2 separate regions of the Homo sapiens genome follow, and region 1 is linked to region 2. Evidence: chromatin contacts called from ENCODE Hi-C or POLR2A ChIA-PET data. All regions are on one chromosome and are shown on one strand. Each heading gives the region's core, a stretch centred on a gene start or an enhancer-like site at or near the end of the contact. The rest is flanking DNA. Distances are from core to core; before and after follow the strand shown.

Region 1 (3,433 bases), core at 126-2,625, 1.6 Mb before region 2:
TTGGTAAATATTTGGATACTATGAGCTTGATGTATGTCTAATCAATGTATTAAATTAACTGAACTCAAAAGAATATAGTCAGGAACAAGCTTTTTCTTTAACCCATCATTGTCACAATTATATCAGAACTATATAATGTTGCCAATCTTCAGGGTGTTGCGGGAAGTCAGGGACCCCGAATGGAGGGACCGGCTGAAGCCATGGCAGAAGAACTTAAATTGCGAAGATTTCATGGACGTTTATTAGTTCCCCAAATTAATACTTTTATAATTTCTTACGCCTGTCTTTACTGCAATCTCTGAACATAAATTGTGAAGATTTCATGGACATTTATCATTTCCCCAATCAATACTCTTGTGATTTCCCTGCCTGTCTTTAATCTTTTAATCCTGTCATCTTCATAAGCTAAAGATGTATGTCGCCTTAGGACCCTGTGATGATTGCGTTAACTGCACAAATTGTTCGTAAATCATGTGTGTTTAAACAATATGAAATCTGGGCACCTTGAAAAAAGAACAGGATTACAGTGATGTTCAGGGAACAAGGGAGATAACCATTAGGTCTGACTGCCTGGGAGCCGGGCAGGACAGAGCCATATTTCTCTTATTACCGAAAACGGGTAAGAGAAATATCACTGAATTCTTTCCCCAGTAAGGAATATTAATAATTAATAGCCCTGGGAAAAGAATGCATTCCCGGGGGGGCCTCTAAAATGGCCGCTCTGGGGGTGTCTGCCTTATGCAGTTGAAGATAACGGATGAAACATGCCCTGGCCTCCTGCAGCGCCCCCAGGGTTGCTAGGATTAGGAAATTCCAGCCTGGCGAATTCTAGTCAGACTGGTTCTCTGCTCTTGAACCCTGTTAAGATGTTTACCAATGACAATGCGTGCACAGCGGGGCATGGAACTTCATTAATAATTCTAGTTTCTCCCTGACCTTGTGACCTTGCCCTGCCCATTTGCCTTGTGATATTTTGTTGCCCTTGAAGCATGTGATCTCTGTGACCCACACCCTATTCATACACTCCCTCATCTTTGAAAATTGCTAATAAAAACTTGCTGGTTTTATGGCTTGGGGGTATCATGGAACCTGCCGACATGTGATGCCTCCCCTGGACACCCAGCTTTAAAATTTCTCTCTTTTGTACTCTTCCCTTTATTTCTCAGACCCGCCGTCACTTAGGGAAAATAGAAAAGAACCTACATTGAAATATCGGGGGCTGGTTCCCCCGATATCAGGGTTTTAAAAAAGACAGCTCCCTTGTCATATTACAATGAAATTCTGCAACTCTATTTTTGTTTTCCAATTTGCCAGTTAAAAAGGGAAGTTTACCTGAGTCAGAAGATCCATCTCTCCCAGCAAAGTGCTGAACATTTGGTCTATGTCTTCACTTGACTCACCCATCTGAAAAAGGAAGAAACTGAGATATTAGCAGTCTCATAAAAGCCTGATCCTAGGATACTCTTTGCATCCCTCTCTTTCCCCCAAGAGCCCCATCCATGGGCAGCTAAGTTGGGAGAGGACTATATTGAGAGGAAGGCTTATGTTAGCCTGAAATTTCATGCCTGGCTTCTATCCAATCTGCTTGATCCAAGATTGTGCCAAACGTTGGGAAATGCCTCAGAGCCACAGTTGAATTTTTCCAGGCTAAACTAGTCTTCTTGGCACCAAAGAAACAGGCTGGATCACGCCTGTAATCCCAGCACTAGGGGAAGCCGAGACAGGCAGATCACCTGAGGTCAGGAGTTTGAGACCAGCTTGAACAATATGGTGAAACCCCATCTCTACTAAAAATACAAAAATTACCTGGGTGTGGTGGCACGTGCCTGTAGTCCCAGCTACTCGGGAGGCTGAGGCAGGAAAATCGCTTGAACCCAGGAGGTGAAGGTTGCAGTGAGCCGAGATTGCGCCACTGCACTCCAGCCTGGGTGACAGAGTGAGACTCCGTCTCCAAAAAAAAAAAAAAAAAAACCTTACACAAAAATGATGTGAGGAGTGATTAAGCATATTTACCCAATAATTCCCTGCTTTCAAAAGATATTTCTGAAATAATAGTTTTTAGTACATTTATTTAGAAGTACTGGTGGACAAACCCTTAGAACTTAAATGGCAGCCCTGCCAAGTGAAAAGAGATAGAAAGAAAACTTTTTTTACATTTTAACCTTTCTTTGCCTAAACCAAATGAAGCAATTGCCCAAGAAGAGGAAAAGTTTGCGACAAAATAGGGTGGGACGCACTGTGAGTTGCAACTGGCTGCTCTGTTTCCTGACATTTTTGGCAAGGCTAAGTTGGGAAGTTAGGAGACATTACTAGTCCTTTGGCCACTTAACTAGCATTATGTAGTTTGGCAAAGGTAATCAATTGTTTCATCTGTAACATGAGGAATTTGCTGCAGACCATTTCTAACGGCATTTCTCTCTTTCTTTTCTTTTCTTTCTTTTTTTTTCTTTTTTTAGATGGAGTCTTGCTCTGTCCCCCAGGCTGGAGTGAGTGGTGCAATCTCAGCTCACTGCAGCCTCCGTCTCTCAGGTTAAAGCAATTCTCCTTCCTCAGCCTCCAGAGTAGCTGGGATGACAGGCACCCGCCACCATGCCCGGCTAATTTTTGTATTTTTAGTAGAGACGAGGTTTCATCATGTTGGCCAGGCTGGTCTCAAACTCCTGACCTCAGGTGATCCACTCGCCTCGACTTCCCAAAGTGCTGGGATTACAAGATTGAGCCATCTTGCTCAGCCTCTAAGGACATTTCAAAATGCTCTAAAACACTGTAATATTAATGCCAATTATAGCTCATACTGAGAAGTCTGGTGGGTGTAGGGAATCAGTATGTATTATTTAAGCCAAATCACAATATTTACTTGAATTTGTACATGCATGCATTTGTATCTCATTCTTTTTATATGGAAATTAAAAATATATAAAAAAGCAGAGAGAATAATGATTTTCATGTACACATTGTCCAGCTTTAATAATTTTCAACTGGACTGATCTTTTTCCATTTATATCTTCCTACAATAGATATTTTAAAGCAAATATTATTTTTCCATAAATATTTCAGAATGCAGTGCTAAAAGATAAAGATACTCCATTTCTTTTTTTCTTTTTTGAGATGGAGTTTTGCTCTTGTCGCCCAGGCTGGGGTGCAGTGGTGCAATCTCACATCACTGCAACTTCCGCCTCCTGGGCTAAAGCAACTCTCGTGCCTCAGCCTCCTGAGTAGCTGGAATTACAGGCATGCCCCACCACACCTGGTTAATTTTTGTATTTTTAGTAGAGACGGGGTTTCGCCATGTTGGCCAGGGTGGTCTGAAACTCCTGACCTCAGGTGATCCGCCCGCCTCTGCTTCCCAAAATGCTGGGATTACAGGTGTGAGCCACCACGCCTGGCCCATAAAGATACTTTCTAAATCATAAACATAATACTATTATCTCTT
Region 2 (3,248 bases), core at 388-2,887:
GCATTGTACCTCATAAATATTGTATTAGTCCATTCTCATGTTGCTAATACCAACACATACCTGAGACTGGGTAATTTATAGAGGAAAGAGGCTTAATTGATTCACAGTTCCACAGGGCTAGGAAAGCCTCCGGAAACCTACAATCATGGTGGAAGGAGAAACAAACATGCCCTTCTTCACATGATGGCAGGAAGGAGAAGTGCAGAATGAAGCAGGGGGAAAAGACCCTTAATAAAACCATCATATTTCGTGAGAACTCACTCATCATCATGAGAACAGCATGAAGGTAACTGCCTCCATGATTCATTTACCTCCCACTGGGTCCCTCCCCATGACACATGGGAATTATGAGAACTACAGTTCAAGATGAGATTTGGTGGGGACACAGCCTAACCATATCAAATATATATAGTAATTGTTGGTCAATTAAAAATTTTAAAAAAACACGTTTGTACACTTGGAAGAAGTAGGACTTTCTTAAGTAACACTTGCTTGGTAACATAATCTATGACTTTTAGCACATTATTTAGTTATCTGATTTTTGTGGTTTTTGGTTTTAATCAATAGAATGAAGATGAAAATAGTAGAATTATTGTGAAATTTACTCTGATCTGACAGACTATAAATCTCACTGGTTACATTAAACTTTGTAGTTTAGTAGTTGTATTCAATTCTGTATAACCCAGTCCCTGGAAGTACTGAAATTTTATTTTTCCTGCTGCTATTAACAACATATTTAAGTCTAATGTGCAGAAATTCTTCCTGTGTTAATTCCTCTATTTCAGCATCTCTAGCAGTGACAAGAAAATTTTCTCCTTTGACATTTTTGACAAGTCCTTAACCACTGTCATGACTACTTGTGAATATCTGGTGATATATGAACAAAAACAGCAAAACATCTGTAAATTCAGAATATCCTTTGATTTTTCTCCTTTTGACATCAATTCCCATAAGAAGAAAATCACTGGTTTTATCTAACTTAGTGGACCACTTTCAGGATGAGCTAGTGTGTGAAGCCTCTCTCCTTGTCTGCCTGTGCCCCCTCCAACCATCCATGGTAAGGAGTGAATGCTTTACCAAGCAGAAGTAAAAATATATTTGGCCAGGCATAGTGGTGAGCACCTGCAGTCCCAGCTACTTGAGAGGTTGAGGCAGGAGGATCGCTTGAGCCCAGGAGTTTGAGGCAGCAGTGAACTATGATTGCACCACTGCTCTCCAGGCTAGGTGACAGAGTGAGACCATGTCTCTTAAAAAAAAAAAAAAAGGTAAAAAATTATAAGGTCTTTTTTTTTTTTCGTTTGAGCAGCAAGGTAAAAAGACAAAAGGTGTTTCATTGGCAAAACTGTCCTACTGGTGGTTTGGCTGTTTTTTCCCTTCCCAGATGACCAACTCCATAACAAAGTAACTGTACTTCTAGATAGAGACACAGTTACAAGTGAGAGAATCCAATTCAAACCAGCCCAAGAAAATTCCTAAGGGAATTGGCTTGAGTAGCTGGGAAGTCTGAGACTGGGTATAGCTTCAGGCCCAGCTGGTTGGCCTGCACTGCAAAGGCCTGGCCCTACCTGAACCATGTGGAATGGACTCCCCCCAGGAAGAGGGAGGGCCTCTTTAGGAGGAAAGGTGCTGAGCTAGCAAAAGTGACAGCTGTCCACAGCAGTAACTAAAGACGTTTCCTGGTTCAGCATGTAGCACATATGGTGCGTATATTGTTTTTTTCTCCCCAAGGTTATTGTTAGAATCAAGGGATTGCAACATCACAGCATTCTTGCTTGGTCATGAAGCAGACTGCCGGAATGTATCGGCTTTGGTTCCTTTAATGTGGGTCTGTAATGAGGCTGGGAGACAAGTGGCTGGTTCTGTTTCTTGTTTTGCCTCTGTGTCATTCTATCATGATGGTCACTATGTAACAATCCATTTTGTTTGTTTGTTTGTTTTGTGAGGTTTCATTAGGACAGGATAATATACCATACATAAACATGATGAAAGTAAATGATCATAAACTCTAACAGGATTTGAATGAAAAGTCTTCTAAATATGGCTCTGAGGCCAGGCATGGTGGCGCCTATCTGTAATCCCAGCACTTTGGGAGGCCAAGACAGGAGAATCACTTGGGCTCGGGAGTTCAAGACCAGTCTGGACAACATAGCAAGACTTTTTCTGTACTAAAAATAAAAATAAATTAAGAAAAAAATTAGCCAGGCACTGTGGTATGTGCCTGTCTGTAGTCTCAGCTACTTGGGAAGCCGAGACAGAAGGATTGCTTGAGCCTGGGAGATTGAGGCTGCAATGAGCTAGGATCACCCCACTGCACTTCAGCCTGGCCAAAAGTGAGACCCTGTCTCAAAAAAAAAAAAAAAAAAAAATATATATATATATATATACACACACACACATATATATATACACACACACGTGTGCACATATATTTGTATATATATATATATTTTGTGTATTATATATATTTTGTGTATATATATATATACACACACACACGTATAGTTCTGAGTGTCATATTCTTAGGACTGCAGAAATTGGCTGAGACCTCATCATTCATGTCAGAAGGTCTAAGTGCAATACTTCTTGATTCATGGCCTGTTAGAATTGCCCTGGATGTCAGATGAGGGGCTGGATCTCCAATGGCGGGGAGTAGAGGAGGCCTCCGGTCTCTCAGGGAATCAGAATCTGACTGTTCTCCACTGCAGATCTTTAATCAGAGCTTGGTGGCAAAGCTGACACATACTCAGTCCACCCCCAGCTAGGCAAAACACAGAAGCATGACTGTCTTCTCCAATTTTCTCTGCTCCAGGATAGGCTCAGACACCTTCCAGAGTGTTTTGTTTCATGTTAGATTTGTCTGTCCTCTCTCCTCTCTCCCACTCCCCCTGCACACCCAGCCTCTCCCTGCCAGCCATTAGAAAGCTTTGTCTCAAGGGCAGTAGCAGGAGCATGGCTCTTGGTAACCATAGGCAACCATGAATCCCTATTAGCTATTTGTGCTATATTTGTAAGGCACATTCCGGCCACTAACTGGGTAGACAGGAAAATGTGCTTTAAAGGTTTTCTTGTGCGGTAAAATTGTCTCCCTTTTTTTTCTTCTTTTTTGCAGAATGACCAGTCCATGGGTGAGATGCAGATAATCGGAGGCGATGATCTTTCAACGCTGGCTGGAAAGGTTTGTTCATGTAACTGTGCTCAGACCGCATTGAGGTCTGGGGGCATCGGTGACCTGCATTTCAGGTCAGCAC

Evidence for each region. A loop is a pair of places that touch in the nucleus more often than their neighbours do. ChIA-PET counts read pairs that join two places held with the same protein, here RNA polymerase II (POLR2A). Pooled maps may share reads with other maps.
Region 1: a map of posterior vena cava shows a loop between it and region 2 (13-fold over the local background). The contact joins two enhancer-like sites. A Hi-C loop is called at or near these places in 1 of 168 maps with a recorded cell type or tissue (posterior vena cava) and 1 of 50 pooled maps. POLR2A ChIA-PET finds 5 or more read pairs at or near these places in 1 of 52 experiments (CD4-positive, alpha-beta T cell).

What each region holds. Positions count from the first base shown.
Region 1 is chr10:26,490,298-26,493,730 of GRCh38, reverse strand. APBB1IP (amyloid beta precursor protein binding family B member 1 interacting protein) reads right to left here. Exons shown (of 15, transcript NM_019043.4): 3 at 1,333-1,404. The coding sequence starts at 1,404. Among named protein-coding and RNA genes, the nearest start is that of APBB1IP, 54 kb to the right of the region's middle. Within about 2 kb of position 1,375, at least 2 of the 41 ENCODE cell types and tissues checked have a DNase peak (open chromatin) inside an H3K27ac peak, as active enhancers do.
Region 2 is chr10:24,871,925-24,875,172 of GRCh38, reverse strand. It overlaps PRTFDC1 (phosphoribosyl transferase domain containing 1), which reads left to right. Exons shown (of 9, transcript NM_020200.7): 4 at 3,110-3,175. Among named protein-coding and RNA genes, the nearest start is that of PRTFDC1, 79 kb to the left of the region's middle. Within about 2 kb of position 1,637, at least 12 of the 41 ENCODE cell types and tissues checked have a DNase peak (open chromatin) inside an H3K27ac peak, as active enhancers do.